Linked DNA regions of Mus musculus: regions 1 and 3 are each linked to region 2. Evidence: chromatin loops called from intact Hi-C (ENCODE). Cell type or tissue: heart. All regions are shown on one strand.

Region 1 (8,000 bases), 1.3 Mb before region 2:
TAAAAATGCAAATTATTTACCAGCCATGTCAGCATTCTTGGGAGGAATTTTTATTACATTCAACATTGAAAGTATCATGCCAGAAATAGGGTTCGAGGGACTCTGGCAAATCTATACCCTTATTTTATTAACACAGCTCTATAGTACCAGAGAAGCTGAAGCTAGCTTAGTGCCTTGAAGCCTGTCAGAGGCAAAAGCACCAGAACCATACAGCACTTGACTTTGTGGAAGCTCCTGGAACCTCGAATGGAGGCTTCTACTTGGTGTCCACGAGGGCTCACCGGGCTCTTATGCTTGCCTTTTTGTGGTCCTCAATTAATTAAATGGATGATATGTTCAATGTCTGCGTCCTCTGGACCTGTTCACAAAAGAGAAAATTGTGTCATCCTATCTCGGGGAGTCAAACCAATATTCCTGAAAGGGGCACACTCCATTTTGCAAGGCAGCTAAGAGTCTGGTCACCTTCTACAAGCCTTTGGGTTTCTTGGAGTCTTTTGAGTGTCTTTGGGGTCAGATCTGGACTTAAGCCAGTTTTGTTCCTAACTGTGCAACCTTCAGCAGCCACTGGGCTCATGACTCCTCTGTTTTCCCCTTGTGTATACCTCAGGGTTGGGCACAGATACATGCTGGCTTTGGAGCGGTCACTGTGGTTATTGTCAACCATGTGACACTCCCCAGTACTGTTACAAACAGCTGGTGTTGACACCCCAGTAACTCCGGGTGACAGACAGCAGAAGGCTGGCTCAGAGATTAGCCTCCAGCTGGCCCTGGAGGTAAACCCTGAAGGTATAGCATAAATAACAGTTCCAATCTTCTTTATAAAATGCTCTCTTATTCCCCCTAAGATCCTGACATTTGGATTTCTGTCAGACCCATTTGTGGTTCTCCATGATCAGCCAGTACTACTGTATAAAGAATTCTCCCTCTACCTTGAAGTAGTGGAGAAAAAGTCTAACTGTGGCCTCTGCACTTGAGTTTTTCTATTTTTTTTTTAAACATTTCATCATATAGGAACCAAGAAAAAGTTTTGAGTAGACATCCCAGCTCTGCATCAATTTCTGAGTGACTAAACATGTTTGTGTTTCCTTTCTGTTGGGTGGAGATGACGGCATCCTTGCATCATAGTCTCATGGTGATCAATGAGCTATTCCGTGAAAGATGCTCCTCTTGCTGCTCACAGCACACAGTAAGCACTCAACAGAGATTATCATGATTAATACCAACGCATATAAGAGAAAATCGCATTACTTTTGACTGCTTTTAGATGAAAAGGAGTGAAATCAAGGAGAGAATCTCAGAACGGAATTTTTCCATACCGACCCATGAACGCAGCAGGCATGGGGTAAGTTCCAAGGACAGAGGTACAGGGAGAGCAGGCTGTGTGTCTCGGTGCACAGAATATCAGGCTGCGCCTAGCCTAACATGACTCCACTTTATAAAGCAACAAATCTGACCCGAATTACTCTCTTTTGAGTGTAAGTGCCAAAAAACAATGACTCTACATCTTGTTTGTGCGCATAAACAGCTACCATCTGCCAACACCAGGAGGCACAAACTGATAAATAATTTATTTGTGCCAATAAATTATGACACCTGAAAATATACCAAGACATATCAGAACCACGTGACATATGAGCCTATTAATCACCCCAGATGGAAACTCCGCACCTGAGACTGAAAGAAGGGCTACCCGTGACCAAAAGAGCAGACACGCCCACCAGTCACCTGGGCAAGTCCTCAGCTGTGTCCAGAAAGTGCTGAAGGCAAAAGTCTTGATCTGTTCTTGGCTACAGCCCAGGTGCAGTTTCTCCTGCCCGTGACACTCAGCCCACTTCAGACTGACCCTTAAGGGGCCTGTCACCCAAACCTGACTTTGATAACTATGTCTGCACAGCTCGTACCCACAGGACATTTCTATTTGGTCCTCTGCAGACTTCTTCTGAGCACAGTTCTCTCTCCCTGACTTCAGGATATCCTCTCTGAACTCTGCAGCCTCCATAGACCTCTCTTTGTAATCCTTTAACCCTGTGCTTGTAAATCTTGTGGAATGTTAACATATGATTTGAGAGTTAACTTTAGTAATTAAGATTGGAATAAAAGAATCCGAGTTTGCCAGTGGCCAGCTATCAAGGGAAATTGGGACCACTTTGGTAAATTACAGCCAACAAACAGATAGAGCCTGTGAATTTATTGGTTAGTCAATGAATTCTGGAAATTCATTGTATGGAGAAGACACAAATGTGTAGAAAGACACAGGCATGCCCATCAATGTTTGTGACATAACACTCAGGATATGCAGCTTATCCATGGGAGATACATTCTAGGATGGTCTGCATTTTCAGAGGCCATATCAATACTTACATGCATATACTTATAATAACACTCAGTTTATAAGTTAGGCACCATAAGAGATTGACAACAGTAACTACTAAAAAAAAGGACCATTATAACAGTGCACTGCAGTAAAGGCGAGGCAGATGTGGTTTCTTCCTGTGTCTTGTTATGCTTCTTGCTGTGTTCTCCTTGTGATAATATGAGATGATAAAATCCCTGAGTGACAAGACAAACGAGGACAGTGACATTGTCATTGATATATCCCGCTGTGCTACTATATAAAGATGATTGGAACCAAAGCACAGGGCACCGTAACAACCTGTCTGGTAACAAAAGCCTGCCAGCTAACCAAGAGGGCGATACATACAGCATGGATGATGGAGCCCGGCTGCCCCTCTAGGTGGAGTAGACAGACTGTCGCGAGAGTTCAACAGAACAGCACACAGCCTCTCAATTTCAAACACAGGAATTGTGTGTGTGTGTGTGTGTTTATGAAAGTTTTCAACAATGTTTTGGGATCACAGCTGACATTTCCTTGACACCCCAGAGAGAAGGGAGGGAAGCAAAGACAATTCTGATTAAAATATAAAATGTTGTTGGTCAGATGACTTCTATAGGGAATTTAGCAAAAAATTGGGTGTATATTCACTAGGCATTTTTTGCTTGCTCAGCACAATTCTCTTGCTCTGTCTCTCCCTCCCCTTCTTCCCCTCCCTCCCCTTGCTCCCCTCCCTGCCCTGAGTGTGACTTTGGAGAGCGTTTTGGTAGTTGAGGGAGATGGGAGGAGAGAATTCAAAGAGCAGTTTATTAATTCACAGGCTTACAGGCAGAATGAGTGCAGGGTCTGGGGTACCCATTGGCTTCTTGAACATATGACAGTTAATTCTCTATAATTCTGAATTTTCTAGCTTATAAAGAAGAGATAAATGCTGTGTCAAAAAAAAAAAAAAAAGCCAAGATGGTGAGTCACTCTAGAGGTAGCCTGTGTTGTAAAGAACAGGTCCTGGATGACCTCGGAATCTGGAGCAATGGGCACCTGATGACATGTGCCAATGTTAGCTGTCGCCAGCAGCCCTGCCTTCCAGCAGCATGGAGTGAGTTTTGGCTCAGTGTGCCTGTTTATGCCTGGGATTTTAAAGTCAAGAGCTTGGCTCCCTTCCCTTCCCTGCCAGGAGGTTCTCCAGTGGTGATTGTTAGGATCTACTAAGTACCTCCTCTCAAAGTTGTTGAAGGAGGCTTCCTATATGCTCAGTTAAAGGTATCACCTTTGCAGGAGTGGACGGTGATCTGGGAGTGCCTGGTTTCCAGATAGAAGTGGGGATGGTGGGATGGTACCTCGTAGGGTGTCCTTGTGGAGTTCTGTTTCTGGGTGATTACATTATTCATGATGAAGATAACGCTGCCTGCCTGCCTGCCTGCCGCCTTAATGTCCCTGCCATTTTGTTTTATGGGAGTGTTTTTGTTCTAATGTCACCCTCTTAGAACATCTTGGATTCCTTGGCTTGGGAACTCCCAGTGAAACTCAGGCTGCAAAGGCAGGGGACAGGCCCTGGATGGGTGCCGCGGTGGCTTGTAGGAGCTCTCTAAAATCTCCAGTTTGGCTCAGGTATTCGTTTTGTCTTTGGATGCCTTGCCCAACTACAGTCAAACCGAAATCTTTCAAAACCTTCTTCAGAGTTTCCTCTTCCCTGTGTCTTGTCATCGGAGCTTCTAGGCTAGAGAGGTTTTCTTCTCTGTGCCTTTTACTTCAATGTATTTTTGCCTCTGGTGATAGTTCATTAAAACGACTTAGCAACAATGGTAAAATAAAACGAATCGTCTTGCCTCCCAGTAGTAATTTTTTGTAGTCATAATTTTTCTGAACTGACAAATAAGTTTAAAAACTAAAATTACCCCCCACCCACATCCCCTTGTTATACAAAGGTGGGTGATTTTCACCTTCCAGCCAAGTTCGTCTGGCAGCAATGTGCCTTATGGACAGCAGGGGGCAGTGTTCATCTTTAAATAGTATGAGCCAAGCAGGCGCTCTCCCAGAGCCGCCAAACACCCTTGGTGTCCAAGGAGACTGGGCCCCCAGAGCAAACACTGGATTCTTTCAAACACAGATTTCCTGAATACAAATCTTATGGCCTGGTATGTCTAGATTTGCATTGATTTGTGACATTAAAACAAAAGCACTCCCATAAAACGAAATGACAGGGACATTAAGGCAGCAGGCAGCGTTATCTTCATCGTGAGTAATGTAATCACTTAGGGCTGTTGGGTCCGTCACCCAGAAACTGAAAAGCAGCCTGGGGTTATCAGAGGAGCTAACCTGGGAGTTTTGTTTCTCTTTCATCTTGCTTCTTGTCATCACCCAAAAGGGCAGATCAAAGAACTCTTGTCCGAGCAAGGAAATCCCCTGACCTGGGGACCCTTCATTCACTCTTCCAGAGCAGGAGCAGGCAAGCAGTCCACTATGTGGTGACTTGAATTTTGAACAACAACAACAAAAAGCTAGAATTATGACACATTTGTCACTCAACTTTTGAACAGTCGGGTAGTAGACATTAAGCTTAATATGATCAAGATTTGGGGCAGGGAAGTGGAGGTGGGGGTGGGGGTGCACTGTAGACATCTTTAAAGCTTTAGTGCCCTGTGGAAAGCAACTGCGAAGAGGTAGAGAGGAAGGAGACTGCTTGGCCTCAGAGCCACCTGGAGGCAGGCAGTGACATCTCTGAATAGGGTGAAGTGTCCTGTCTCCTGTCATGTGCCTTCCACTCCCCTGTTTCGGCTGAAGCCTGGACTCCTCTTCGAATATTCAGTCCCTACTTTATTCGGTGGGGAATATAAGGAAATTATTTAGGGTTACCTGTTTTTCCAAATTTGGGGGATTTAATTTTCTTTCCAGAACATGTCCCCACTGTCTTCCTACACTGTGCTTCATGTGACCTACAGTTTCTTGCAGTGTGTGACACATTTTATTATGCCGTTACAAAATCTAACTGAAATATCTGGGCATGGTGTGTTGACAAAGGCTTCAGGATCCTTCAAGATACTGGAAAGAAAGGGCCTTAAGGGAGGGAGGGAGGGAGGGGAAGGGAAGGGAAGTGAGGAAGAGAGGGGAGGGAGGAGAAGAGAGGGAAGGGGGGAGGGGAGGTAATTTAGCAGATACCTTCTCTTGCTTTCCTCAATTGCTATTATTTGTCCTTGGATTCAGCTTCAAGCTGTAGCAGCTGTGCTGTGAGTCAGACTTCCTTCAGAGCTAAGGGATTCAAAGCCCTGCGATTCTGGACACAGGTAAGTGCACAATTAGTCATCTGACCTTGAGCTGTGTTTCACAATCCCCTGTCCAGCGTTAAGGCTGCATATGTGTGTGTTTAATGAGTAAGACCCATAAGGTTTGGAAAAGGCAAAGCAACACCCTAGATTTATATATTCCATTAAACATGATCTTCGCAGGCTAATTAGTTAGTAATTTCACCCTTGCTTGTAATATAAACCATTTTATGCTCAATAATAATAAAATCTATGTAAACCAGGCTCTTTATTAATAAACATTATGTGCTTCTGGCTTTCAAATAAAATAATGCTCCCCGTGCTCTCCCCCTTATCATGCCTAGACTAATCACCCAGTAAAAATCAAACAACTAAAACACTGTTTTTTATCTCATGCTGTAGAAAAACAATACAGGGACATCCACAGCCTCAGGACTAGACACGAACCAGAGAAAGCTGGGCTGGGGAGAGATCCAAATTGTTATTTCAGTGTTTGGTATTGAGAAACTTGGAGGCTCTGAGGAGTGGGGAAGTATTTTTAATAATCAGGGAGCACTACTGAATCCAGAGAGCACTGATAAATCCAGGGAGCACTGCTGAATCCAGGGAGCACCAATGAATTCAGGAAGCACTGCTGAATTCAGAGAGCACTACTGTATCCAGGGAGCACTGCTGAATCTAGGGAGCACTACTGAATCCAGTTGAAGGAGATACCCCTGACTGCCTCATGCTCATCAGTTCTCCAAGGCTCCTAAAAATCCAAGGGAACAGTGAATAGAGACAATGCTGGGATGGTGTGGCAGCAGGTCCATGTAGGCATTTGAAGCAGTCCCTGTATGGGTTAGGTTAGGTACCTGGAGTTCGCTGGCCTACAAAACTGGCTGGACATGAGGCTCTAGGACATCACCTATCCCTGCCTCCTGAAGGCTGGGATTACATGTGTGAACTAGCCCATCTGGCTCTCATGTGATTGCTGAGAATCTGTCCTCAGTGACTGGGGCTTCTATGGCAAACACTTCACTAACTGAAGCATTCCACCAGCTCTGGGTGCCTTCTCTTATTTCTTTTTGTTTTTCTGAGCCCATGTAGTCCAGGTTGGCTTCAGACATATAGTATGGCTGAGGCTGAGCTCAAGCTTCCTGGTTCTCTGTCGGAAGTGCTGGGCTGGAGGACGTGTGCGACCACACTGAGTTTAGGCGATGCTGGGGGTTGAAGCCCAGGCTCTGTACATGCTAACAAGCACTTACTGAGCTACACCCACAGCCCTTGTGAGCGTCTGACAACTGCAAATGTTGGTAGAATATGAACTACTCAATGTACATCGATAGCTGGGAGTTGGGTGGAGCCCACTGAGAATATAATGTGAGACCCATCATTCAAAAGTCAGAGCTTGGGGCCACATGCAGGACCCCAAGAGATGGTGCAGGGAGTGAGGCCAGTGAGCAGGCTCTGCCCTCAGAGGGCACCACGCCTCAGCTTAGCACACTAAAAATCTTCCTCTGTATATTTTGGTTCACTAAGAGACCTCTTGTTTTAATCAACAAGAATAGCTCTGCTCATCTTAGAGAAGATATGACTATTTTCAATAGGATTCTTCCAGGCAGATTTCCCGTCAACATTGTTCCTGTCTAATATGGTGTCTATACTTAAGAGAATACCGGAAAAATACATTTTTAAATGACAAATGGAAATGTCTTCACAGGGAGGTATATTACTCCAAATGCGAGAGCACCCAAGGCCCTGGTGGACCCTGGCTATGAAGGCTGCTGCCTGCAGTACCTGTTTATTGGGTAACAACAACAGTACAAGGGCTAATGTATTGTTTGGTGAAGCAATGATTGTGCCATTAACCTCCTAACTCACCTTTAGGGCAGGTAGGATTAGGTCGTTATTAGAACTTGAATTAGAGGTGGGTCACTTGAGGTCACACATGGCAAGTGGGAGAGGAGAGGATTGGCTCCAGGTAACACTTGGGTTGTCCACTGGCAGTGCTCTCAGACAAGGAGGGGACCCAAGATGAAGTGGCTTGGGCAATTGAGCCTATGGCCTTTCAGACATCAGAGTGCATTGAACAGGTAGCTAAACTCCCCTGGCCAGCCTGTCCTGGCTTCCCAGGTTCACTCACTATGTATTTCTGTCATGGTAGTACACCAGGAGGAAGATGGGGCTTCTAGGATGACCCCTTTGGGCTAAATTAACCCATTCAATCTGGCAGCCATTCCAATGGGTCAAAAAGCAAATTCATCTGGGTATGAATTGGGTTTGATTGATTGGTCCTCTGAACTCTGTGATGGGAAGGAAGCTCCATCTTCGGACAGAGAGGACTTGATCTCAGATACACCGACAGTAAATAACCTTAGCCAAGTTCTTCCTATGTAAATCAGCACCAGCTGGACCATGGAGAGGGC
Region 2 (8,000 bases):
AAACCAAATTAAGTTTATTCTATTAATACTTGATTCTGAAGTGCAGTTCTGAATTTTTAGCAAGGGTTTCAGCCAGAGCCTGCCTTGCTCCTTCGCTTCCCTGACCACAGGCATAAAGATAGCAGATAGCAGAAGAGCGGCTTGGCTTTCCAGGACACTACTGATCTCTCCCTGTCTCACCTCAAAACAACATTTTCCGAAGTAATTTCTGAACACGAAGATAGTCTTTGCCTGTTTACCTCTATTTGTAATGTATATTTTAAGAAAATGTATGTTCTCCTTAAACATTAAAACTACTTCTCTAAAAAACACATTTGCAGCACAAATCTTCAGGATAATTTTTATAAGGTAAGACATTTGGGGACATAATCTAAACCTTTGGATTAATTTTCATTCTCCTTAATTTTTCTAAATGTAATAATCTATTTATTTCATTAAACAAAACTCACGAAAGGGGGTTTACAAAGAACACAATATTGAATTTATGAGATTCCCAGGTCTACTTTCTGACTGCAGCTTTCATCACGAAATTAGGTTTCATTTAAAGAGTTAAAATGTTTCGTATAAACACAAGCCTAGTAAACAAACACAGCCATTTAGAACAATTTTAAAAGTCATAATATTTGTCACTGCTTAATTTGAGTGGAGAAACACCCTTTAACCTCTCCTCGAAAACTCCCGACTGAAATCTGAATAACATTTACATAAAATTAGGTCCAATGTGAAAGCCATATTAATGTATAAATACTATAAAACTATCTATGTATTTAAATTGTCCCCAAGTCAGAACCAAAGCTGAGTTGTAAATATTTGCTCTATCTTTAAGGAGCATACATGATTTTTCAGGACATTTTAAGGCATACAACAATTTAGGAGGAAAGATAGTAATTTAACAACAAGTATATTAAAAAGCTTCCATTTTGAAACATTTACTTTTAGGGGGGGAAAAAAGGAGAAAACTTCTGGTAAAGAATGGCCCTGCTTTAGCTTTGTTTAGAATTCTTTTAAACACATCTTTACCCAACGTGTTAATTTCTTAATGATTACAACCCATTTTAGTCCAAGGCTACAGCACTGGGGCTAGGAAACAGACATATACAATAAGTGTGCATTCCAGCAGCTACACCGTACAGGGAGAAATCACTAGGAAGGGACACTAGCACACAGCTTAAGCAGGGAAAACTCCCACAGGGGGAAAAAAAAAAAACAAACCCAGGGTTTGAGTGAACACAGCCCTCCCTAAGTTTCCAGTTCTTTCCTGTTACCCACGTGATTTGGTCAGTTCTATTCATTTGTTAATGGGCTAAGATTCTTGGAATTATGTTTTCTAGATGCTTCTATTCCACAAGGAAGAAACTCTCATTCTAGGAGTTGTTGTTTGTATAAAATGCCAAAGCAAGAGAAGCAAGAAGCAAGTATCACCAGTGTGCCTTCCTGGGTTCTGCTCCAGAGTGACTGCAGCCGGGGCATTCACAGTTCCCATGGAGGTATTAGGGACACCACAGAGGACCACAGCTAGGGATGGGACAGTGCAGGGTTTACCTAGTTCACAAGCAATGTTACATTTCTGATGGCAGGATTGCGAAAGCACCACTCCCCCCCCCCACCAGTCCCTCTCCCTCTCCCTCTCCCTCTCCCTCTCCCTCTCCCTCTCCCTCTCCCTCTCCCTCTCCCTCTCCCTCTCCCCCTCCCTACACACACACACACACACACACACTCATTTTCAGCCCCCTCCCCAACACCTGTGGTGGATGACACTTTCTGTGTTTCTTGTCAGAGCCCTTGATGGTGGTACAGCCATCACAGTGCATGTGGCTCTGTGGCAGAAGAGGCGCAACAAGGCTCCTTTTTTAAGACTTGTTTTAGTGCGAACTTTTGCTTTGTTTGATTTTAGTCTTGTCTTTTCGTACATCTACTTAAAGCCCAGCAGTGCGAGCTACCTTTGTGTCTACTGCACACATCCAGAAAGCTGCTTCTATTTAGAATATGGAAATAATCTGAGGAACGAAGAAGAGGGATCAAACACATTTAAATATGTAGAGTTGCATGCCATTCTTTTTCCCACAGTTATTCCTACCTGACTTTCAAACCAACAATCCTAAGTGTCAAATTCAATTGCAAGAGATTCCCATTCATGCCTTTTACTTACTGGGTTGTTGAAGAAGAAGAAGAAGAAGAAGAAGAAGAAGAAGAAGAAGAAGAAGAAGAAGAAGAAGAAGAAGAAAATTTCTTTTTTCCAAGAAGATTAATGAAAGTAAGTTAAAGTGAAGTGAAGCACATTTGATCTTGTAATATCTGGCACAGGAACACAATGTTTATAAACCCTCTTTTTTTTTTTTTTATCAATCTACTGTTTTTTCTCAAGTGCCACGTATACACTATTACCTGTTTCTTGAGGGTGGTCACTGCAGTCTGTATGACAAGGTCTTGTGAGTACATGGTGCTGAGAAATAGATATATTAACCAGGGGACAGATCCAGACTCTGAGACACTAACCCTTCTCTCCAAGAAGCTCATAAAATGAGAGTAAAAGTCTCTGCTGTAAATTCATCAGTGAGCAGTCGTCGGATGGGGCCCTTCTTTGAAACTTTTCTGATTCATAAATAATATAGTAGTTTATAAAGAGGACATTTTGTGGGCAGCGGGTAGGCAGCAGCCTCACGATGCATCTGTTGTCACAGAACCCGGGAGAGCTGAATCAGGAGCCGCAGCATTGGGATGGGAAAGATGCATAGGAAACACTGCTGAAATAATGATTAACCCACAGTACCAAGGCTTTCCTTGGGGGAAGCCTGAGTCATGAATGGACTCGATGAAAGGAACCTGCCTGTGTCAAGAAATTCGGGACGCTTACCTGGACTTGTTTCGAAAGATACCAAATGCAATTTTTGATAATTTTGTCCAAAGCCTTGAAAAGATGTATCCATATTCTTTAATTACTAGGTAATTTTTAAAAGTTGTTTTCAAATATATTGTTTGTGAATTTTTTAAAAGAATCTATCTTTAGAATTGTACTGAATGGGGAATTTGACTTAATATAGTATTCAATATGAAGTTAAATTAACCAAAAACATGATGTCTTTTGTGCTCTTCTTTTTTTCTGACCCTGACCTCACCCCTATTTTCTCCTGGCACCCAGAACATGAACATAGCCAAAAGAAAAGAAAGGGTTTGTGTCACATTTTCTCCATTATTTCTCTTTTAGGTCCAGAAATTATTCCTCAGATTTCACTTGCTCAGTTCAATGTGTCTAAGCTGGAAAGAACGAATTGAGAGATGTATTTCTATACAAGAATCTCAACAGGGAAGCGTGGTTTGCTTCAGAGTTACTCCGAATGAGATAAAAATCCAGCTTTGCGTCTCAATCTCGACAGTGATAAATAGATCCTACCACAGCTGGGGATCGTGGTGGGGCTCCCAGCAGACAGGAGATCTTTAACCTCCTCAGATAAGAGCAGCACAATTATATCTATAGATTTCCAACAATACAAACTTAGAAATGTCATGCAATTAGTCTGCCATTTGCCCCCATCAGCTGGAAACATATTTTGCCAATGTGAGGGAAGAAATGAACTAAAAATCTCGCAAATGCTGATATTGCACAGCGAGTAAACCGCACAGCCTCTAGGTAAAGAGAGGGTGTACCAAGCCAAAGCACCTGCCCTGTGCCGCGTCCCGGGATTTCCAAACTGGTTTGGAATATTTTGTTGTCATTTACATGATAGCCTTAACACAAAAGTCTACACCGTCGTGTAAGTCCATTCTGGTCCATTCTGTTGGGCTGAGCCTTACAGTCGTGGCTAGAAACACAAGCCTTTAGCCCATTTCCCAGCAAACGTTGACTATGGTGCCATCTTCTGGTACCATGAATTCAGTAGTTGCTGTGTTCCACCTGAAACTGCAGAGCTTTCCTGATTTGGAGAATGAATCAGCTGCAGTCAGGTTTTTCAAACAGGTAAGTATTTATTTGTAAGTGTGATGCTGAGCTTTTTTGAACCGACAGCTCAGCTCTGAGGTTTCTGTCCCTCTGAATATTCAGCTGTGTTACGTGGAAAGCTTCTTGTTCGGTCTCCGAGTTTCTCTTTGCCGCTATTGCATTCTTATCTTTTTGGAGTGTTTCCCCTTCCCAAAGAACTGTTTCTCCGTACACACGTTTTGGTGCAGGTCTCTGCTTCTTGTGGGTTTTGGCCCCTTCACTTCTACTGGTAACACCTGAATTTGTTTCCTACTCTGACCCTGCAACTCATTCCTATCCTCGGGTTTCTTTCTCTTACCTCTTAATGTCTCTTCACTGAAACCACCGTTATCGGGTTTTTTGGGTTTTGGTTTTTGTTTTTTGTTTTTAACATTATGCAAACAAGTAAAAGGTAACAAAATGTCGATCCTGTAACTGCTCTGAAGCCGTGAAGCCCTAGCTGCTGTTGCTGAGCGTTGGAAAGGAGGCTCCATCTTTTCATGTGCATTCGGCAACAGATAAATAACCAAAATAGTACTGTCTCTTTCAACCTTTCAATATGTTCAGTACAGTTAAACACCAAATGGAGTAATGGAAACACACAGGGGAGTTACAGATCTTTGCAGTGTTTTGCGATCCACCAGAAAGGGAAGACTGGCAGTGCTGTGCCCAGGCTGGGGGATCAGGATACAGAAGGAGAAATAATTAGGTGAGCTAGTCCTAACAAAGGCACACGAAACAGGGTAGTGGAGGGAATGGGAGTCCATAAAGGAAGAACTTGTAAATTCCCGATTAAAAGAATACACAAAAGACATTCAAGTATTTGGTTTTCTAAAATAAAATTTTAAAAAAAAGATTAAGGAAAGAAAAAGTTATGGTTTTTTGTTTTATTTATATTTTTTGTTTTTGTTTTTAATTGGGCTTGTAAAATTTTAATCAGGGAGACATATGAGTGACAAATAAGGTGTGGTAAATGAGAAAAATTGAAAAGAGAAAACAAGGTGGACAGACACTGATCCCAAAAGAGGAAACCTCAACAAGGGGAGCAGGGAGCAAGGCCCAGGTGAGGCTGGAAAGCCTGGGCCCAAACCTTCAACTTTTTTTTAACCTTACCCTGGGAAGGAAGGAGCCAAAATAGCACTTGTTTCCTAAGGCAGTGAATGAGAGCAGTGTGCCTGCCAGACCAATGCAGAAAGCAGAGCAGGGCTCAACCAACCTGGCTTCACCAACAACTGAGCCAGAACAGGTTCTGTGCCGTGCACACCTCTGTTGCAGAAGAGCCCATGCATGCGTCTCTGTTCCCTGCTTCACCACCACAGTGTCTTAACCCCACTCCACATCTCAGACAGTGCTTCCCACACTTGGCCCCCTGGCACCCCTTGGGAACGTTTATAAGTCTTTAGGCCAGGGACGGGAAAGATGGCGTGGCTTACGTGCTTATACTGCTCTTGCAGAAGGGTCTAAGTTCATTTCTCAGCAACCATGTCAGACAGCTTACAGCCGAATGCACCTACAGTTTCAGGGAGATCTGAAGCTTCTGGCCTCCACTGGCACCTGCACTAACGTGTATAGACACACACGAGCACACACACACACACATGCGCACACGCTCAGGGACCACCCCAATGTATAACAGAGGCTGTAATCCAGTGCAGCAGACTAAAAACTGCCCCCAGGGGCAGAGTGGGCAGCTTGAGCCCGTTGGTTGCCCAGGGGAAATTAGCCCTGCAATAGCCACTTGACATTCCTTTAAACGAAAGCAAGCAACATTAACTTTTTGACCTGCTACCAATTCTGTGTGTCTCGGGGTCCTGCGATTTCCACACCAAGGCCATTTCCCTTCCCCTGTGCTTGAGAGGGGGGCCACGTCTGTTTCCGAATTCTGTGGCCGAGGACAGGCCACTTCACTCTCCCAGTGTCAGCTCTTCCTTTGTGAAGTGGGCTGCAGCACAAAGCTGTTGAGAGGATCAAGCGAGATAATGCGAGCAAATCCCCGGCTTACTGCCTGCCAAGTAGTCAGCGCTCCAAAAATGTCAGCCGTTATTATTATCCATTTATTCATGAGTCAATTCCCTGCCAACAGAAGGGATTAGGAAAAAAAAAAGTCTTGTGAGAAAAGTATGAAGAACTTTATCACAGTAGCCTGGGAAGGGGACATCCAGAGGACAGAGAAAGGAAAGGTCTGGAAGGTGAGAAGGGAGAGGGACTGAAGCAGGAGGGTGGGTGCTTCTGCGAGATCCAAAGGCAACTTAGTGCCTGATGGGCTTTCTGGGGTTTGTTTTTTTGGGTCCCCCCCTCCCCATTACTGATTAAAGAACTAGAGATTTCAAAATCAACCAGCAATCCAATAACTGGAGAAACAGAAACGTGCATCAAGGGAGGAAAGAGTTTTAAAGTAGCCACCAAGCTGAGGACTCTTCTCTCCTCCTGTGCCTGCAGACTGGGCCCTTTAAGTCTAGACAGGCCAGCCCAAAGTCTGCTTTCTAGCACTCCAGCAAGGTCGTGTCGTCAGGCCCCACCTCTGAGCACTTGTCTCAATGTGGCCAGAGACTCTCCCTGAAAATAGGCAAGCCACTCCTGAAGATTGGGTTTGTAACTGCCCTGTTCTCCGTACCAATATGAAGATCCTGTGCGAGCGATCTAATTATAGAAACTCAGCTAATGTCCCCTCAAATGAGGGCTGGGCAAAGAAGGAGAAGTATGGAGGCAGAACGGCCAGGCCAGAAGAAACTACACGGTGAATAAGAAGAATGCTTATAATTGAGTTAAATGTATTATCTTTAAGCGGTTTGAAGTCTGAAAGGCAAATTAACCTAAGAAGCCCTTGATAACCATCATGGTGGGGTAAAACAGCAGATCACACTGGGTAGGCCGGGCATCATCAAAGGCCAGGAAAGCTAGATGATTGGCCATTATGTGTAAATTGGAATCTTTTTTCGCAATAATCAACTTGTTAATTTTCAATGAAATTATTTCAAAGAAATTTCTCATTTCCTGAACTCTCTGTACTTGCCTCTGTCCACGCCTTTCACTAGATGGATGTCATGTCAATGTTTAAAAGGAAGTATTTATGCCTTTCTTTCAGTACTTAATTACTGCCTGTCACGCAGTGGAAGATTTCAGGCCAGCCAAGCAGAGTGAAATGTGGAGCCTTTCAAAGCAGAAATGCACTCCGTCAACAAATGCAGAGCGCAACACCTGATAGGAGCTGACTTGGCGCTTGCTGCCACGGGGACTGGTTAATGAACACACTCACTCAAACTGGGCAGCTCCAGCCCCACAAGGAGCTCAGGCCAAGGAGGAGCTAAGGGGTTAGGGGTGAAACTGCATCTCCCTAAAATTCACACTCTGGTAGTCTAAACCTCACCATCTCAAAAGCTCCATTAAAGATAGAGTCTGTCGTGATGCGGTGAGTAAATCAAAAGAAGCCTTTCCTATAGACTCTAAGACAATCTGCCTGTGTTCTCATAAGAGGACAAAGTTTAGACAATGAAATGGAAGGACCGGTGAAGACACAGGAAGAAGATGAACATCTACAAATTAACAATAGGCCTGGGACGATCCCATCCAGCTGACACCTAGTCTTGGACTTGCACTCTGTGGAACTTCAAGAAAACACATTCTGTTGTTCAGGCAACCTGGTCTGTGACAGCCCTAAAAAAGTAAAAAAAAAAATAAAAATAAAAAGTAAAAAAATAAAAAACCTAATAAACCAGCTAAATATTTACAAGCCTGTGGTTCTTCCTCACCCATGAGGTGACTCCAACTTCCTTCAGTTACATCTTTGTGTCCTCTTTCATCCAGAGGTCTCAGCCCTAATTAACCCTGAGTCCTCCAGACAAAGATCCACTACTCTGTCTATACAAAGCGACTGTGGAGATTAAACAGCCCATGCCCCCAAGCTAGTCTTAAGGAGCCACAAAGACAAAATGCACAAAAAGTACGAACCAACTTGTTACATGGGAAAGCCTAAAGCCTAATTCCCTTTCAAGTACAATAAGAAGGACTTCATTATATCAGAGTTTGTACAAAATAGTACAACTTC
Region 3 (8,000 bases), 1.4 Mb before region 2:
GATATAGTTTTCCAGAGGGGGTGGGTGGAGCCAAGAACAAAATCTCCATATGAAGAGCTAAGGTGGAGGCTAGGGCTTGGGAGTCTGGGGGGAGCTGGGAGGTGGGGCGCCTGTGAGGGGTGAGGAGGCTGGGAAGGCTTCTCCTCTTAACACTAGACTGCCATTTCTAGAACAACAAAGCATGAACATGTGACACTTTGTAAGCCAAGTCCTCAAGTTAGCATACAGGTCAGTGAATTAGGGTTAGCGGAAATTGTGTAAAGACAGCTGAGAGAATAGAGCCAGGCCTGTGACTGGGGATTCTCCGGGATAAATGGCTGTCCATCAGTGACTATTTGGGTAGTCTAAACTTTTCCAAAAACAGACATAAATCAGGCAAAGATCAGAGATGTTTACTTCACAAAGCTTCTCTGAAATTGACGGGTAGCATATAGCAGTTGAGCATCCCTTTGAGGACAGACTTTGAAGGGCAGAATGGATGGGAGAGGCAAAACACAGATGTATCCAGATGGAATAAAATTGGCCACACACAGTAGTCGTTTCTGAAGATAGGCACCCAGGGCTCATTATACAACCGTTTCTGGTTTTGCACTTGAGATTTTTTTTTTTTCTTAACAGAAAGTCAAAAATACTGTTCCAGGTAAGAACTCAGTACATTGAATTGTCTAATGTATATGATCTGGTTAAGAAACCTTCTTTCTTGTAAGTGATATTTTATTTTTTCTTTAAAAGAGAAAATTGTTTATATGACAAAATATTACTTTTAACATTTTGCAATGACTTCTGATGGAACTTGGCCCAGTATCACTGTTACCAGGTCTTTCTTCCTTCCTTCCTTCCTTCCTTCCTTCCTTCCTTCCTTTCTTTCTTTCTTTCTTTCTTTCTTTCTTTCTTTCATGATTGGGGTCTGTGAATACCCTTTATATATGGAAGCAGCCTTTCCCTCACAGGAGGATCAAGGAAGTCAAAGAAAGTACTGGGAACTGGCCAGATACCTGCTGGCACAGTCGTCACCCCACAGGATTGCCAGTCCTATGAGGTCTATGTGACCGGTTGATTGATTGATCACATTGATCTTGGATTCTGAGGATCTCCTTTAGGGTTTTTTATTTCTCTAGAAGTCTACTTCCTTACTTTGGGACACACCTCTCTCTGTCTTTGCTCTTCAGAGTTTTTTTTTTCCCCAGATCCTCTTCAGCTCAACATTCTGTGACTTCATACATAAACATTAGCCTAACGTATTAAGTAACTAATGTGGATGGAACGAGTTGGAATTCTCAATTGCTTGTAAGAGGCCCCAGTAACTGAAGGGATGCATTCAAATAATGAGAGGAAGGAGCGACTTCCCTACCCAACCCCATATGTTCTCATTCAGGGAACAGCTTCAGACTGATTTAGGAACATTTCCCATGAAAGCCTTTTCATAAAAAGACAATTTTACATGCAGGGAAAATGGCAGGAATTATCTCTCTTCAAATACTTTTCCGCCCAATGGGCTCTGCGACATAATAGACCCCAATACCTTACTTTGCAGTTACAGACACCATTACCCACCTGCACTCCTGGACAGCCTGATGTGAGAATGAAGGAATTTAACTTATAATCCTCTTAGTCTGAAATTTTTGAAAACCACTGTTTTTATTGAATTAAAGTATAAAAAATGTCACCAATACCTAGATGAAAAATAACTTTAAAGATAAGGTCAAAATTAAATTAGCTCCTTACTTAAAATTACACTTTAACCCTAGAACTCATGCAGCATAATTTACAGTTTGCAGCTGACGCCACCAACCTGAATTCTGTCTGCTTACAGAAAGAGGGGGGGGTTCGGATTCAAATGCTGTAGGAAGAGGAAATCTAATTTTGACCTTGAGTCAAATAGATGCCAAAGTGAATTTTCGGTTTTCTTTTGCCATATAAGCTGTAATTGCAAATATAGTTTCCTTCTTTTAAAACAACGATTCCACCCTGAAATTTTCAAACAAAAATAGTTTGCAGAAACGTTGGCAAAGGCTGCTTCAAAAGGAAGCGTGGATTAAAGGAACGGGGACAGAGATTGGGAGGTTTCATAGAGCATTATATATTTTCAATATTTTTTCACAGAAAGTGCTTTTTTAAAAAGTATTTCTTCAGTAAACTTTAAAAGTAGATTAGTAACTTAGTCTTAATTTTTCAATAAGATAAAAATAGCATTGCATGTAAGTTTAAGAGAAAAATCACAATGATATGAGAAACCTTTCCATGACATGCTAAATAGAAACAAAATTGTCATCAGTCAATGACAAAAACTAAAATTTGTACCTCCGATAAAATTAATAAAAATATCCTAGTGGTGGAAAATCAAATTTTCAAAAGTTTCCTGGTTGTTTTTTTTTTAATCAAAGTAGCTGATAGCATAACTTCATGTTTAATTATGATAAATTATGTCATATCTAGCATTTCCAGTGTTTACTCTAGTATGTCCAGAGGTTAAGCTGAACACCTTGGCAAGCTTAGATTTTAACTGACTATTTACCTTTGTCCCAATATTGGCTGATAGTGTGCTTTCACCAAGTCTGTATCCTGTTCCCTACTAGGGAGGCTGAGGCTAATCACAAGGCCAGCTGCAGGCAGAAAGGCCTTTACTGTTCCTCGTGGTACAGAAGGCTTTTCAAGAAATCCTCCCACTCAAAGGCTTCCAAGTCCACTGATTATTGAACATGCTTTTTCCATTGTAAAAACGTAGCATAGCACAAGGGGATCTATTAGCATTCCCTTTGAAAAGTGTTTTTTTTTTTTTTAATCTTCCCTTTGTTGTGCATATCCAATTGGGAAGCTGCAGCTACAATCCTAAGAACAGGGGACGCATGGCTCAGGTAAAGCACCCAGTTACTGAGCTGAGGTGGCTTGATTGTGGGCAAGCGGCCATTCTGCTGTTCAGAGGAAAGTTCTAAGGCTCTTAGTATGTTATTGTATGGTTATATACAATGAAAATAAGGGGCTTGGAAAAAAAAATCCTAAGAAAGCATGGAGTCTTCTCGAGGACGGCTTTTATGTCAGGAGAGGCTAAAACCTAGACTTGAAGCTAATGTTACTTCCTGAAGTCAAAAAGTGGTCCTGCCAACAGGAACCTGTCCACCACGGCCTTCAGAAAATACAAGTAAATCTGGCCTCCAGAATCGTCGAAACGATGCAACCACTGTGGATCCTTACAAAGGTGGTGAATCATACAGTAAGATCCAACGTTGCTGTTTGCATTTGAGGGCATGGAAAGAAATAACTATTCTCTGGGCCCATTTCAGGCAGAGGCTGTGAGATCAAGTTTGAGTGATTACAATGTTTACATTATAAAAGCTTCAGTGCATTAGAGCCTTGATTTGGAAAGAGCAGAACTAGAAGGTGCCCTCATCGATTTTCAAGTGAAATGAACATTTCCTCATGTGATGTATGTGGGAGAAAAAAATAGTATTAGGGCAAGTTAAAAACCTTAACTGATAGGTCTTCCTCCTCTGGTCATTAAGGAGGGGCAGGATTGCCTTGTTAGATCCCGAAACTATGTAAGACGCAGGGCTCAAATCATCTGTTGGCACTGACTATAGAATTCAAATACTGAAATTTAGCTCTGCTCCTCCTACCTGAAAGTACGGTTCATAGAATCTTAACCCATTAAGCCATAAGAGCTTAGAGTCCACCTCACCCCCATATTGTTAACGATAAAGGAACTGAGCTGCAGAAAGGCAGTGCCATTTGTTCCATGGTGCATGCTTGGTGAAAGGCTGGGACAGAGATGGCCCCTTGATGTCCAGTCTGAAGTTCCTTCCATAATACAACTTTGGGCCAACCAGGGACATCCCTAGATAACTCAAAGTCCCAAAGCAAGTTACTCACAGCTGTGACTGTCTTCTTACAGGGACAGTAAGACTTAAACAGAACCAGATCATCCTGTAGCCATTTTCAGTGACTATATCTGCTGTTTCAATGACACAGATGGAAGAAACAGCCAATAGCCTTATAACACAAAATGCCGTGTGGTCAGAGCAATGGGATGTTGGTCTTCGCGGGGAAGCACTGCTGTCAGTCTACATCCCTACTTATGAATTTAACAGTTCAAGGGGGTTGTGTTCTCTTCACATTATGAAGTTTCTCAATCTTCTGTGGGCTTTTCCAATATTTCTAGCACACGAGGAGGAAATTTTAGTTCTCCGTTATATCAGCGTATCCACAACAACTGTTCAAGCATCAAAAAGTACATCAGGGTGGCCTTCCCTGACGGAGCACCCTTGCTTCGTTCATGTACGGAGCAATAACTCACACAGTGTCACGTGATGACAACGACGGAGCTATGTGGTTATTTGACTTTCCTGAGGCCAAAGGAAAGCTGAACTGCAAGCCAAATGCTGAACTTTGACTGAACACCAAACTCCAGGTCAAATTTCTCAGTGTCCCTAATTCGGAGTTTAGAAGGACATTTCCAGGAGCAAAATTTGTGTTTTTTAAAACATACGTTCTCTATTCTCCTCTATTCACTTTCTGGGAAAAAAGAAGGAAAAAAAAAAGTGTTCTTTTAATCAGAAATTAGCAAATTCCTGTAAGATCCACAAGATGGCGCTAGGAAGTGGCATTTAGAAAAGAATTTTAAAAGCTGCTAGGAATAAATTTGGACAGGGTCACATAAGTATCACGTAACAACTGCCTACAGACATGCATGGTTTTAAAGGGCATTGTGAACCAGGTGAGTTTTTATAAACAGGCATATCTTCACTCTCCATGCTACTTTTAAATATCGGATCCATTATACTTTGCTTAATTTTAGTTTTGGCCTCATGTTTTCAGACTATTTTGTGAGAAAATGAAGAACTGAATTTGAATGTTGGCAAGGCTAGATCATAAAGGAAAAACTACTGGACTGAAGCAGACAAGTTTCTCATTCACATTATCTTCCCGAATCTCGGCATCTGGTCATCTTCCTGTCTATTGTAGGAGTTCTCATGCCCCTGGGGATATTGACTGATGTCTGAGGATATTTTTTCATTGTTGCAGGAAGCTGGGAGACTGAAGGAGCTGCAGCTTAGTGAGTAGTAATCGAGAAGCGGCTGATATTAATAAGGAACTATCCCATAGCAGTGTTTTAATAAAACAAAGTTAGAGGCTGGAGAGATGGCTCATTATTTAAGAACACTTGTTCTTGCAGAGGCCCTCGTTCAGGTTCCAGAACCCACAGGGTGGCTCACAACCGACAGAAACTTTCAGCTCCAGGAGCTCCAACACCCTCTTCTGACCCCCCCAGATTCCTGGAACATATACATGTTATAGAGATATACATACAGGCAAATACTCATACACATACATATACATGTTATAGAGATATACATACAGGCAAATACTCATACACACAACAAAGCTTTAAAAAGCAAAGACAAGGCTGAGGGATGTCACACATTCATCTACTGCCTTGTTGGTTCATTTACTCATCCACATATTCTCTTATGCTTACATTATCTTCTCTTTAGTCTACTAATTTATCATTTGCCCATGCAACCAGTTTTCAGTGTCACCATGACTCAAGACACTAAGAATAAGATAAAAATTGCCTCAATTTTACTCAGTCTGACAGGAGGAATGGTCCTTTATGAAATGATTTAGTAACAGGGTGTGATTGGTCCTCATTCCTAAGTGTAAGACATTCTGAGAACAGGAAAGCCATAGAAGAAATCACAGGGAAGAGTGTAGAATTTCAGAAGACTTTAGGCTGGGGCTTAAACATGGGGTAGAAGTGAAGCTATAGACTGAAATTTTGAGCAGACAACAGAAGGGTGCATAGTCATCAAAGGTATTTGGTGAGTATTTGGTGCTGTTAAGATATGAAATCCAAGAGAAGAGTTGGAAAAACCATGGTGTACTCCTAGTCTTGTGTCACCTTGACATGAGATTGAGTCATCTTAGAGCAGTGTTCCTCAACCTGTGGAGCCAACGCCTTGGCGGTGGGGGTGGGGTGTTAAAGACTCTCTCACAGGGGTCACATATTAGCTGCATATGAGATACTCACATTATGATTCATAACCATAGCAAAATTACAATTATGAAGTAGGGACAAAAAGCTCTAATTGTTGAGGGTGACCACAACATGAGGGGCTGTGTTAAAGGGTCCCAGCATTAGGAAAGTTGAAAACAACCGTCTTAAAGGAAAGGACCTCAATTGAGAAAATGCTTCCACATGTCTATAGGGAAACCTGTGGAGCATTTTCTTACTGAGTGATTGATGGGGGAAAGGTCCAGTGCATTGTGGGTGGTGCCATCCTTGGGCTGGTGATCCTGGGTTCTATAAGAAAGCAAGGTGAGCAAGCCACGAGGAACAAGCCAGTAAGCAGCATCCCTCCATGGCCTCTGCATCAGCTCCTGCCTCTGGGTTCTTGCCCTGTTTGAGTTCCTGTCCCGAGTTCCTTTGATGATGAACAGTGAAATGCAAGTGTAACCCAGATAAACCCTTTCCTCCCCAAGTTGCCTTTGGTCAAGGTGTTTATCATAGCAGTAGTCACCCTAACTAGGACACATGGAAACTCTGAAAAGAAAACTGCAGGGCTACTAGGGAAAGGACCTTGGACTTTGTCTCCTAAGTATTTTGACTTTAAAATAAGAAAGTAAATAGATACGACAATTTACTTCTTTAGCTCTGGCTTCTTACATTAAAAATGTTGGAGGAAGACATGTCTAATGTTACTTTCCATTTTAAATTGCTTTGTAGTAAGTTAATCTATCAGGGAAACATAATATATTAGATTTCTATTACAATTAGAAGTTAAAAAAATGTCTATGAAGGAATTCCTTTTGTTATTGAGGCAGGATGTCACTCTATCCACCTGGCTGGGAAGATTAACCATACTGCTCTTGAATTTGTAGTAAGTAATCCTCCTGTCTCTGTCTCAGTAGTGCTGGAGTTACATGTGTACACCATCCATCACACCTGTCAGAAATAGCTTTGCATTTATAAAAATTATATTGTTGAGATATTTACTTTCATTACAATGTTAGGAGCTGGGGAGATGGCTCCACAGTTAACCTACTTACCCTATGATCGCAAGGACTGGAGTTCTGGACCCTCAGAATCCATATAAAAGCCAGGTGGACATGGCGGTGAGCCTGTAGTCCCTGCAATGGGACAACAAGACAAGGAGTCCCCAGAGTGAGATGGCTAGCCAGATTAGCCAGAATGGGAACCTAGGGACAAGCTAGGGACCTGGCCCCAATGTGTGAGTATAGAGTAGCTGAGGAGGACCCTGGCATTAGCTTCAGGCCTCCACAAGCACATGTGCACGGGCATCCTTCCCACGTGGGCCAACAAGCATGCAAACACAAACATACGCACTATACATATCCTTATGCAGAAATAAATAAGTAATATCACACATGCTTTTTCAAGTGATGGTGTTTGTTGTAAGCCTGGACATTCTTGAGAGAGTAAGTTACTCTGTGGAATGCAGTCTTCCAATTGGTTTATTGCTGAATATGTAAATAATTAACTGAGGTCGTCTCCCCCACCCCCATATAAATTCCATTTTTAAACATTTTATTATTTGTTTAATGTGTATGGGTGTTTGGCCTGCAAGTATGTTTGTGTACCATGTGCATGCCTGGTGCCCTCAGAGAGCAAAAAAAGGCCATCGGATCCCTTGGAACTGGAGTTCCAACAGTTGTGAGCTGCTGTGTGGGTACTAAGCATTGAACCTGGGTCCTTTTGGAAGAATAGCCAGTGCTTTTAACCACTGAGCCAATCCCCCCCCCCCTTTTCTTTTTTAAATTTGAGACAGGGTTTCTCTATGTAGTCCTGTCTGTCCTTGAACTCACTATGTAGACCAGGCTGGCCTCGAACTAAGAATCTGCCTGCCTCTGCCTCCCAAGTGCTGGCATCAAAGGCGTGCACCACCACTGCCCGGCCTAACCCAACTCTCTAGCCCTCTGAAAAACATCTTAAAGTATCTTTTATTCAACCTTCTTTACTTCTTATACTTTTAGCAATGTTGTAG

What was found. A loop is a pair of places that touch in the nucleus more often than their neighbours do. Peaks named below come from ENCODE experiments on the same cell type or tissue, not always from the same donor. Only the 100,000 strongest peaks of a DNase experiment are listed, where the experiment ranks them.
Region 1: it touches region 2 in a loop (11-fold over the local background); 28 of 42 quality-filtered maps call a loop at or near these places.
Region 3: a loop joins it to region 2, with 5 times the contacts of the local background. A loop is called at or near these places in 8 of 42 quality-filtered maps.

Annotation. Positions count from the first base shown.
Region 1 is chr1:57,202,142-57,210,141 of GRCm38, reverse strand. It overlaps BC055402 (cDNA sequence BC055402), which reads left to right. Exons shown (of 7, transcript NR_037990.1): 4 at 1,103-1,342; 5 at 3,243-3,428; 6 at 5,534-5,613; 7 at 7,295-8,000. Among named protein-coding and RNA genes, the nearest start is that of BC055402, 8.9 kb to the left of the region's middle. In heart, a CTCF peak has its summit at 4,300 (motif pointing right); no DNase peak of the experiment used is centred here; H3K27me3 peaks cover 4,046 bases.
Region 2 is chr1:55,886,777-55,894,776 of GRCm38, reverse strand. It overlaps Gm32949 (a long non-coding RNA gene), which reads right to left and starts at 6,095. Exons shown (of 3, transcript XR_373419.4): 1 at 5,738-6,095. In heart, a CTCF peak has its summit at 3,856 (motif pointing left); no DNase peak of the experiment used is centred here; H3K4me3 peaks cover 929 bases; H3K27me3 peaks cover 3,643 bases.
Region 3 is chr1:57,335,927-57,343,926 of GRCm38, reverse strand. No RefSeq gene overlaps it. Among named protein-coding and RNA genes, the nearest start is that of 4930558J18Rik, 38 kb to the left of the region's middle. In heart, a CTCF peak has its summit at 4,579 (motif pointing right); no DNase peak of the experiment used is centred here.